2 separate regions of the Homo sapiens genome follow, and region 2 is linked to region 1. The links are chromatin contacts, found by Hi-C or POLR2A ChIA-PET in ENCODE. All regions are on one chromosome and are shown on one strand. The core of a region is the stretch at or near the end of the contact, and the rest is flanking DNA. Distances in the headings are between cores, read along the strand shown.

Region 1 (5,548 bases), core at 776-3,275:
GGAGCTAGGAGACACTGCTCTGGGTATGGAGCTTTTACAGGAGCTGCAAACGCAGCCTGTGCCCGTTTGGTTGGGGAACTGCTTGTTTTCAATTCCTCTGGAGAGAGAAGAGTGGGTAATAGAACAAGTTAAAACACCACAAACTTTGCTTTTCTTATAGAGGTTCAGCATCTTTTCTTGAATTAATGTCCTTTAGATTGTTGTAAACCTTTGGTTAATTTCCAAAGTTTTGAAGAAAATGATTTTGATAATTTTCCAAGTATTTTCATTGTCGTCATGGAGGAGTGCATTTCCTTGGCTATTCCAGAAGTCCCACCTCCCTTCTGAGATTTTATAATGGTATTTCTTATGGTTATCCTAAATATACTTGGCAAGTCATCTTATAAACCACCAATAATAGCCTCTTAAAAACTCAAAAATTACTTCACTTGGCTAACAACATAAATGCAAATTAATTCAATAATTATTGAAGAAATTAAATTTTTAAAAATTAAAAAATTGCAGTGTTGAAATTCTCAACCATGCTTATCCAGATCTTTTCCTATATTACTAACTGTCCTGGGCTTATCTTAAATACTTCTCGGAAGATTTACTTGTTTTATACCAGGATAGGCAAAGTATGGCCCATGGTGCATTTTTGGACTGTATGCAAGCACGGTTGCTATAATTTTTAAAAGGTTGAAAACTTTAAATGGTTGTAAAGATGCTCATTAACTGTTTATTAGGCTTCATTAATTTTAAAATATACAGAGACTATCCTGTTCAACTATATTTGTATCCTATTTCTAATTCTCCCAACAATTATATACACTGGCAAAAACTCTTCAGATGATATATAAGGAAAAGGTCAAATATACTACCAAATTCATCCAGCTTTCCAAAGATGCTCAAAATCTTTCTGTGTCTCTCACTCCCTCCCTTAACCCACATACCACATCTGAAAAAAAATGATATGGTGTAACGATGCCAGTATTCTAAATGCTTGAAGGGCTTATCACATGCCCTTTCCAAGCTGTGACAGAAGAATGTCCCCTGGACCACGGCATCCTATCAATCTCACCTCTGAAGGTGACCCAGCCTCATACTTCACTGAAACAAAGACCATTAGACACCAACACTCCCAACTTCTTTTATTTCCACTTTAACATTTCTCCATATAGTAATCCTCACTTTTCTACTCCCTGCCATCTCAGAAAAGGAATTCTCTCTCCTCTTTTCCACAGTTAGCTTCTCAAATTTGTACCTTTAATTCTACCCCTCCCAAATATTGCAAGACTTGCTCCACTAATTATTTCCTCTCTTGGAATCTTAATCTCATCATCTTCTCTTGATCCTTCCCCTCAGCCTTTAAAACTCCTAGACCTTAAAACACTCTCTGCGATCTGACAGCCCTTCAAACCAATATACTCCCTATCTCTCTCTCTCCCCTGGTTCAATGACAAGATCTTTGGCCAACTTCTTTCTACTCGGACCTTGCTATTATTTCCTACTAGGCACCCACAAACCCTTGCTTGTTAAACTGATCTCCTTCAAGACTCAAGAAAAGCGCCATGCGGCTCCCTCCTAGGGCTCTCCTGCCCTCTCCTCACCGATGCCGAGAGTGGTTCTGCTGGAGAACCGCCGCGCCTGCAGTTCCTGCACCTTTTCCCGGAGCTGCGCCAGGGAATTACGGACGAACTGGAAGGGGCCGAGAAGAAAGGTCTTGGCCACCACCTCTAGCTCCAAGCCTTTTCGCTCTTTCAGACTTTGGATCCTCCCCGGGGAGGACCTCCAGGAGCCCCTTGGCAGTTTCCCGCCGCCTAGGGCCGACTTTTCCATCTCCTCCTCTACCTCCGGCTCCCGGGCGAGGGAGGCCCCGCGCCGCCCCTTAGACTGGCTGCGGCCGGAAGATTGCAGCCGCTTTGAGCTTACTCCTTGTTTTCTCATAATCAAGGAGTATGGTGGAGCTGGGTCAATTTCAGGCACAGCCCAGCCGAGTCAGGCGAGGTCCAGAGAGACCTGACTCGCCTGGCAGCCTCAACGGACTTGTCCCCGCAGCCGTTGCGGACCTCCCGGTCGTCATGGCGACTGTGAAATGTGGGGTGGGGCGCATGCGTTGGAAGCCATTCGCGCGGGCAGTCCCTGAGTGTCCCCTCACGTGCTCCCCAGCGCGAGCAGCACCCCCGCCTCTGCGCTTCCCAGAGCGTGCAGCTTCCGGTGAGGGCAGCCCCACGCACAGCCCCCCACACCCTCCCCAGCGCCTGCAGCCTCCGGTGCGCGCAGGCCCCAAGCCCACATGCGCAGTCCTCACCTTGCGCGCAGCCCCATGTACAGCCCCGGACGGGCTCCCAGCCCCACTGGCGCAGAACCCATCACCGCTTGCCCTTCACGCGCTTCATTGGGAGTGCAGCCCCCACCCCGAGCGCGCAGCTCCACGCAGCCTCTCCACACTCTCCCCAGCGCCTGCAGCACCCCCAGTGCGCACAGCTCTGCCAGTCGCTTCCCCGGGCGCCGCCCCTGCACCACTTCGGCCCATAACCTTGCGGCGACTGTCTGAAGAACTTCCCGTGGTTTCATTCTTTTCTTCGGGTTTAGTCTTAGCTGTGACATTTTAACCAAAAGATTACACGTTAATTAACGAGGTATTAAAGGGAAAGATCTCAGCTGAAAGAAATGACTGTAGGAAGTGTGTCAGGGAAGCCAACGGAACCGCCGGCCCGCCGGCGGTGCGCCCGGCATTAGGAACGTCTCTACTCCCCTACGATCGCTGAGGTATCGGACAGTCAGTGCCCGTTGCCAACGCAGAGGGAACGGGCCGAGACTGCGGGCAACAAGTGGCAGAGCCGGCGTGAGTCCGGTGGGTCTGATCCCAGAGCCTCAGGTTGACGCCACTTCCTTGGCACGGGACAGCGTTTACTGAATCTTAGAGCAAAATGCTTTTCCAATAAGGTTCCTCAGAAGTCATCAGCCCTAGGAGCGGTGTGCTCAAGCGCTTTCAGCACCAGCCAGGACCAACTAAGAGGGGAGCGCTTAGCTCCCAGTCACCGCACAGCCCTACAAGAGGCCAAAGCGGCTGGCACAGATGCACTGGGGCCACTGACATTTTCCATGTCCTCTGTCACGGGCCACATGCTGGAGCCCACACCGCTTCACTTCCCATCTGTTTGATGATGGATCACATTGAACTCCCATACCCTAACTGACCAATCTAAAGCCTGGCTCATTGTGGCCAGGTTAATTTTTCCTGATGCAACACAGCACAAAAATGTTCGTGGCCCACAAATCAAGTCCTAGGCTTGCTCACCAATGCCTTCAATATTTGCCCAATATACCTTTTCAACTTTAATTTCCCACTTCCTCGGGCACAAAATCTTCCATCTCAGTCATTTCAGGTAAAGTCCACAACCTGAGACATCATAACTGCTGAATTCCTTTATTCATGTGGAAAAGCCATCCCTTGGCTTTTGCATCCTTTTCTCCCTGCCCATCTGAATGCTGTCACCTTCCAAGCCCCAGCCCATTTCTCCAGCCCATATTAATTATGCTTTTTCTGAAGGTCTAGAGCACTTAACTGACAGTACTATTTATCTTCTCACTCAGTTAAATTCAGTAAGTGCTACTACTGCTCATTTTTTGTTTTGGGAGATTTTTTTCAAGCAGCATTTCTGCATTCCTGGCATTGTGTTTGGTGCTCAAAATGTTTTCTCACTTAATCATGCAATGACTGTATGCAAATTTTAAAATCAAGCATCAGGATGTAGTTATTTGCCCAAGTTTTAACAGCTAATAAATTCTATCTATCCAATACTGCATTTAAAATACAAAGTATTTACGGTGGTTAAGAAGAATATATTCTTGAATGGCTAGGCAAACTCAAAGCACCTTATTTTAAAATATGACTGTTTTAATGTGTTTTGGAACAATAAGTGAAGTGGAGTGATTGTTTTTCTTTTTGGTCAGTTTGGTTTTTCTGGAGTTTCCAATTGCCTTTTGCATCACTTGGTGTCCTGATGGGATACAAAATGCTCTTACCCATGGTCTAGCCCTTGAAAGTACAAATCTGGTCATTTTTATCATTTAAAAAATTAATCTTTTTATAAGAATGTTCATTGTGCTATTATTTATATCGTTAAAAAATAGAAGTGGCCTCAGTATCAAACACTAAGTTATGAAACATTCATATAGTGAAGCATTACAGCCACTAAAGTCATTTTGCATGGATATTTAATGATATAGGAAAATAGTCATGATATAATGTTAAAGGAAAAAAGAAGCAGGATATATTTTATGATTCATATGTTTAGTAAACACATAAAATTAACTGTGTGCCATGTGCTGCTCTAAATCTTTTACACAGGGGACTCATATAGGAAGATTACCAATGTATGACCTTGAGCTAGTAATTTAGCCACTCTAGGATTAATTTCCTCATCTGAAAAATGAAGACAGTTATATTTGTCTTACTGATGGTATGATTGAATGAATTAATGCTTGTAAAGCATCAAAAACACAGCACATGCTTAAACAAATGTTCCTTTATTATGTTCTAGACCGGCCATCCTATAGTGCAGTAGTGAGGATTTTTAGGTTGGTGCAAAAGTTGTTGCTATTTTTGCCAACACTTCCAATTAATATTTTGCTCACTTGGTTTCTTTGTCATCAAGTGATATGTTAGTAATTATTAAACAGTAATACATGTTTTAGGTTCATTAGTTAACTGAGAGATAGTTGCCTAAATCATTATGTATCTACTCCTACTAAGGAGAGGAGTAGATTTGTGTATAAGAGGGAAATCATGACACTTAGTTTTATGTGCAGTTGAATAGAATCATGGATGTTTTCATGTTTTTACAGCTTCTGTAACAGTGGTCACTTATTTTGACCTCATTATTTTGAATGGTTATTTGAGTCACATTTTAGCTGTATACTAACTAATCACTATAATGACTAATAACTTAAAGCAGTTACGTTGATAATTTAATCTATGATTAATTGACAATTAAAATAGCACATTATAATTAGATAAGATGCAATATATTCTTGCATTATCTTATCATCTTTGAAACAGAGATGTCTCATGATTTAGCTTTTTTATATATATGTTTTTATTATACTTTAAGTTCTAGGGTACACGTGCACAACGTGCAGGTTTGTTACATATGTATACATGTGCCATGTTGGTGTGCTGCACCCATTAACTCATCATTTACATTAGGTATATCTCCCAATGCTATCCCTCCCCACTCCCTCCACCCCACGACAGGCCCCAGTGTGTAATGTTCCCCTTCCTGTGTCCAAGTGTTCTCATTGTTCAATTCCCACCTGTGAGTGAGAACATGCGGTGTTTGATTTTTTGTCCTTGCGATAGTTTGCTGAGAATGCTGGTTTCCAGCTTCATCCATGTCCCTACAAAGGACATGAACTCATCATTTTTTATGGCTGCAGAGTATTCCATGGTGGATATGTGCCACATTTTCTTAATCCAGTCTATCATTGTTGGACATTGGGTTGGTTCCAAGTCTTTGCTATCGTGAATAGTGCCGCAATAAACATACGTGTGCATGTGTCT
Region 2 (5,150 bases), core at 1,304-3,803, 180 kb after region 1:
AGGCTAACAGAACCAGGTGTGGTGGCTGATGCTTGTAATCCCAGTGCTTTGGGAGGCTGAGGTCGGAGGATTTTCTTTTTTTTTTTTTTTTTTTTTTTTGAGAAGGAGTCTCCCTCTGTCGCCCAGGCTGGAGTGCAGTGGTGCAATCTTGGCTCACTGCAACCTCCACCTCCTGGGTTCAAGCGATTCTCCTGCCTCCGCCTCCTGAGTAGCTGGGATTATAGGCACATGCCACCATGCCCGGCTAAGTTTTATATTTTTAGTAGAGATGGGGTTTCACCATGTTGGCCAGGCTGGTCTCGGACTCTTGACCTTGTGATCTGCCCACCTCGGCCTCCCAAAGTGCTGGGATTACTGGTGTAAACCACCGTGCCCAGCCAGAATCTTTTGAGGCCAGGAGTTTGAGACCAGCCTGGGCCATAGAGCAAGGCTTCATCTCTACAAAAAAGTAAAAATAATAAAAAAAAATTTAAAAGGCTGGCAAGGATGGATTTAAAGTACTTAACACAACACCTGAACCATGCAAAGATGGCAAGGTAAATTCTTCGTTATATTGTTCAAAAAGAGACTAGAGTTTGAGACCAGCCTGGACAACATAGGGAGACCCCCGTCTGTACTAAAATGAAAACAAACAAACAAATAAAATAAAAAGAGACTAGACACGATAGATCTTGTAAAAGGTATCTATTAAAAACGTGGCCGGGCGCCGTGGCTCACACCTGTAATCCTACCACTTTGGGAGGCCGAGGTGAGCGGATCACTTGAGGTCAGGAGTTCAAGACCAGCCTGACCAACATGGCAAAACCCTGTTTCTACTAAAGATACAAAAATTACCCAGGCACGGTGGCGGGCGCCTGTAGTCACACCTACTCTGGAGGCTGAGCCAGGAGAATCACTTGAACCCGGGAGGCGGAGGTTGCAGTGAGCGGAGCTCGTGCCCCTGCACTCCAGCCTGGGCGAGAGTGAGACCCCGTCTCAAAAAAAACCCCCAAAAAACAAAATCAAAAAACAAAAACAAAAACAACCGTAAAAGTACTAAGTGCAATGTAGTGTCCTGTGTTGGATCTTGGAACAGAAAAAATGACACTAGTCGAAAAAATTGGTAAAATTGGAATAAAATCTGGAGTTTAGTAAATAAATAAGCTAACAACGCCGTTAAGTGTGACGTGTTTCCATACCATCGCTTTCCTACCATCCTAGCTTCCCTATCTACTGTAGGAATAGAGGATATGGTGTTCAAGGTGGGTGTTTTTCTCCGCCTCGATTGAAGAGCTTCGCGCTCTTTGGATTAACAGCCAGGTCATTCACAATTCAGTGTTCAGTTTTTCTATTGGGGTCCAGCGTCTCGGAGTAACATCCCTTTGTGTCATGGATACATCCAACTCTGGACTTCCCCATTAGATTCTGGCAAAAGCCCCACCAGAGCCCCCGCCAGAGCCAGAAGGCGGTCCCTCAGGTCAGGAAGGGGTTTTCCTGCCGCCGGAGCCGCGACCTCGGCTAGCGGTGGAGCGGGGCTTCGGCGGAGGGAGGTGCGGGGCCTCGGCGGAGGGAGGTGCCGGGGGCGCCGCCCACGGCCTCCTGGGCTCGGCGCGCGGGGCCGGGCTGCGGTTGGCCACAAGAGGCATCCATCTTCCCGGACCAGCCAGGCGTTTCCTAGCGGAGCAGGGGCGGGAGCTTGGACGGAGAAGGGCACAGGCCGGAGCGCGGTCCGCTCCCGCGAGCCTGGCCCCGCCTGGCGGAGCCCCGAGGAGCCACCGCCCGCAGATCGCTAGCCGGGCGCCCGCGAGGCGCGAGCCGTGTGCGCACCCTCAACTTTGCTGCCGCCGGGGGCGCGGCTCCCGCGTGCGTGTGCGAGTGTGCCTGTCACTAGCGGCCTCCTGGGGGCAGCAGCGGAAAGGGGGACGCAGAGAAAGGCAGCCTCGGCGCACCGCGGCCAGGGAGGCAGAGGCCCCTCGCGGCGCCGGCTCTGGAGACCTAAACTCCGCCGGGGCTGTGCCCAGGGCGCGTCTGAGCGTCGCCGCCTTCACCCTCTCAGCAGCAGCGGGGACTCGCGTCAGGACTGCGATTCCTTTCGCCTGCCGAGCTGTAGCGGCAGTGTCTGCGGGCAGAGGAGCGGCGGCCGTGGCAGCAGCATCCCCAGCCCGGGCGGGACCCTTGAGCGCCGGAGCCGACAGCTGGAGGCAGGAAGGGAGGGTTGTGGCGCCCGAGCTGGGCGCGTTCCCAGCGCCTGCCCTCCGCCGCTGGCCCTGTCCCGGGCGCCCGGTGCGGGTCTCGAACAATGGTGCGGAGCGCCGGCGCGAGCCCCGCGCCCGCCCAGCGGCCGTAGAGGAAGTGGCCGGGCTCCCGGCGAGGTGGGCAGGGAGACGTCCCCCGCCACTCGCTGGCTGGAGTTTGCCTGCGCGTCCGGCCTCTCCCCCGGGGATCCCCTGGGATTACCGACGGAGCTCAATTTCGAGAGTATGGTGCCAGCGCCCGGGCTAATCTAGTCCTCTCTACTCGCTCTTTTTCCCCTCCTCCTCCTACTTCTCCTCTCCCTCCTCCCTTCCCTCGGGTCGGCGCTGCCTCTGGATTGCCTGCGTGTGGGAGTACAACTCTGCCTCTCCAAGGAGAACGGGTTGTGACCACTGAACAAAACTTGCCCATTGAAAGCAAACCCGGAACAGCTGGATAATGTCCACCCCGAGCCGATTCAAGAAGGACAAAGAGATCATAGCCGAGTATGAAAGTCAAGTCAAAGGTAAGGATGGGAGCGGCTGCCTTGCTCCTTTTGTGTGCCTTCTTGTCATTGTGCTCGTGGAGTTGCGTATCTAACTTGGTGTCTGCGTGGGAGGAAGGTGGTGAGGGGACAGCTCGAGCCCTGTCTGAGCCACCTGGGCTTCCTACAAGCCAGTTAGTTCCCAGTTGCAATCCCAGTCCCGTCAAACCCACGGGGAGCTGGAAACTGGGTGACTTCCCCCGCCAGCTGCCAGCCCGCATCTCTAATGGGGAGAGAACTGGCTTTAACTTAACCACCTTCAGCTGGGCAACTTATGTGGGAAGCAGGCAGCAGTGGAGGATCCTGTCCAGCTATTATTATCACCATCATTATTCTTTTTAAATGGTAGGATTGTCACTACGTAATTTTTTTACGGAATGATTTTTGTAAAGTCTGTGAACCCCAAGCGGTCTACAGCCTCATTGAGTGCAGGCTATTTCAGATATTTACACCACTCACCTATTTACACCGCTCACAATTTATTAGGGCGAGACCCCTTTTATTAAATAGCTCCCTAAAAGCCTGGCAGTTAAACGAAGCAGTGACTAGTGGAATCTGACTCTTCCTTTATAATGGGCCAGAATTCATTGCCATCTTTCACACTCACATGGGAATATTGCTTTATCATTTTCTGGAAGCCACTTGCATGTAAAATGAAGGTTTGAATATTTGAGTAGTAGTTTCAGTCCATTTACATTGTCAACTAATGAAGGAAACCTAATTAAGGCTGATTATTTTTACTTTCTATGCCTTGTGATTAAAAATATATATATTTTCTCTCCAATACAAGTATTTTGTTTTGTTACTGAAGTGTTTCGTAAACATATGTGTTACTTGAATTTTTTCCTCCTCTTTCCTGAGGTCTCAGGAGTAGCTTTCCTGATTGAGACAATGGATGGAATGTTGGGACCGCCACTGTTCTTTGACACATTCAATGCAAAGTTCATAAAGATTGCTATGTATACACCTGTGTTTATCTATGCACAGTCTTATGAAAGGGCTACGGAGAGAGGCATTACTGTACTTCCCTTGAGCAAGGGAGGAGCAGCCTGAGTGTTCTTTTGTGTGGTCAAGTTGTAAAAATGCCTGGAGTCCTGTGAGAGGACCTGGTGGAGAAATCCTGTATCATCCAGTGTGAATACAGACCAACTCATTGTGGACACTGCAGACACAATATGCAAGATAACTTAGGTTATCTTTAGGAGGACCCCTATAATGGAGTTATCTATAGGCTGACCCCTATAATGTGTTCAGGAGACACAGATTTTTGTCTGCTTGGAATTGTGATAATTTATACTTACAGGAACTTGTTTCATTGCTATGGAAGTTGTGTTAGCAGATAAGTAATTATTTTCTTAGAGCCAGGTAAACTTTCTAATGAGACTAACCTTTCTTTTTTCAGTGAGTCCAACATAGCCTAAAACCTTTCATTCCAGGGCAGTACTCTTGTTCACAACCACCATTTCTCTGTGCAGTTTTTCCACATGGCTCTTTGTGGCAGGTCTTCAAGGGGTGGCGGTCTGGTTTTTCTGCCGCCTAGAGCACTAATTGGCAAATGCACTTCCAAATGTTGATTTCTTTATGTTTGCTGTAAGGTCACTTGCCAGTGATCAAGTCCTTATTTGAAAATCAGCGAAATGGGATGTGTTGCAATGTGTCTATCAAATTCAAACGGAAGAAAAATCATGAACATGGTGAAAATCACATTTGGAGCTAAGTCTGTCCCACAGAGAATGACCTTCTCCCTATTTCCTTCAACACTTCTTCCTTCCACACACCCACGAGTCCCTAGGCTGCTTTAGGAGTCTTCACTGCACCTGCCCTGCCCTGAGTCCAGGCTTTACCTCCTCCTGCAGTACCTACACATCCAGTATCTAACCTAGATCACTACATCCATACACAAACATGGGAATAAGGGAATATCATGGAGTCAGATCATATACGCATTAAATGGCACAAATTCACCTGGTACTTCTAGGCAAATCAAGAAGAGAGTGGGAGACAAATAACAGATAAATAGTACATGAGGCCAGCTGTCCAATGCAGGGAGAGTAGGCCCCTTAGTAAGGACAGCATGGGAGACAAGACTGGTTTTTCTGTACCCTCGCAGAGTGCTAGTCTGTTATTTACAGGTATGTGTTTTGGGATCAGGTGCAGTGGTGCATGCCTGTAATCTCCGCATTTCAGGAGGCTGAGGCAGGCGGATCACTTGGGGTTAGGGGTTCAAGACCAGCCTGGCCAACATTTTGGTAGAGAAACCACATCTTTACCAAAAAATACAAAAATTAGCTAGGTGTGGTGGCACACACCTGTGGTCCCAGTGTGCCTGTGGTTCCACTTGAACCCAGGAGGCAGAGGTTACAGTGAGCCGAAATCACATCACTGCACTCCAGTC

The links. A loop is a pair of places that touch in the nucleus more often than their neighbours do. ChIA-PET counts read pairs that join two places held with the same protein, here RNA polymerase II (POLR2A). Pooled maps may share reads with other maps.
Region 2: a loop to region 1 is called in a pooled map, with 5 times the contacts of the local background. The contact joins the promoter of SRGAP1 here to the promoter of DPY19L2 in region 1. A Hi-C loop is called at or near these places in 1 of 37 single-sample maps with no recorded cell type and 8 of 50 pooled maps. POLR2A ChIA-PET finds 5 or more read pairs at or near these places in 1 of 52 experiments (Panc1).

The regions. Positions count from the first base shown.
Region 1 is chr12:63,666,468-63,672,015 of GRCh38, forward strand. It overlaps DPY19L2 (dpy-19 like 2), which reads right to left and starts at 2,026. Exons shown (of 22, transcript NM_173812.5): 1 at 1,590-2,026. The coding sequence starts at 1,926. RefSeq lists enhancers at 1,923-1,982, 2,432-2,933, 2,934-3,433.
Region 2 is chr12:63,842,147-63,847,296 of GRCh38, forward strand. It overlaps SRGAP1 (SLIT-ROBO Rho GTPase activating protein 1), which reads left to right and starts at 2,554. Exons shown (of 22, transcript NM_020762.4): 1 at 2,554-2,737. The coding sequence starts at 2,671. RefSeq lists silencers at 1,487-1,906, 1,967-2,026, 2,137-2,396 and enhancers at 1,559-2,060, 2,061-2,560.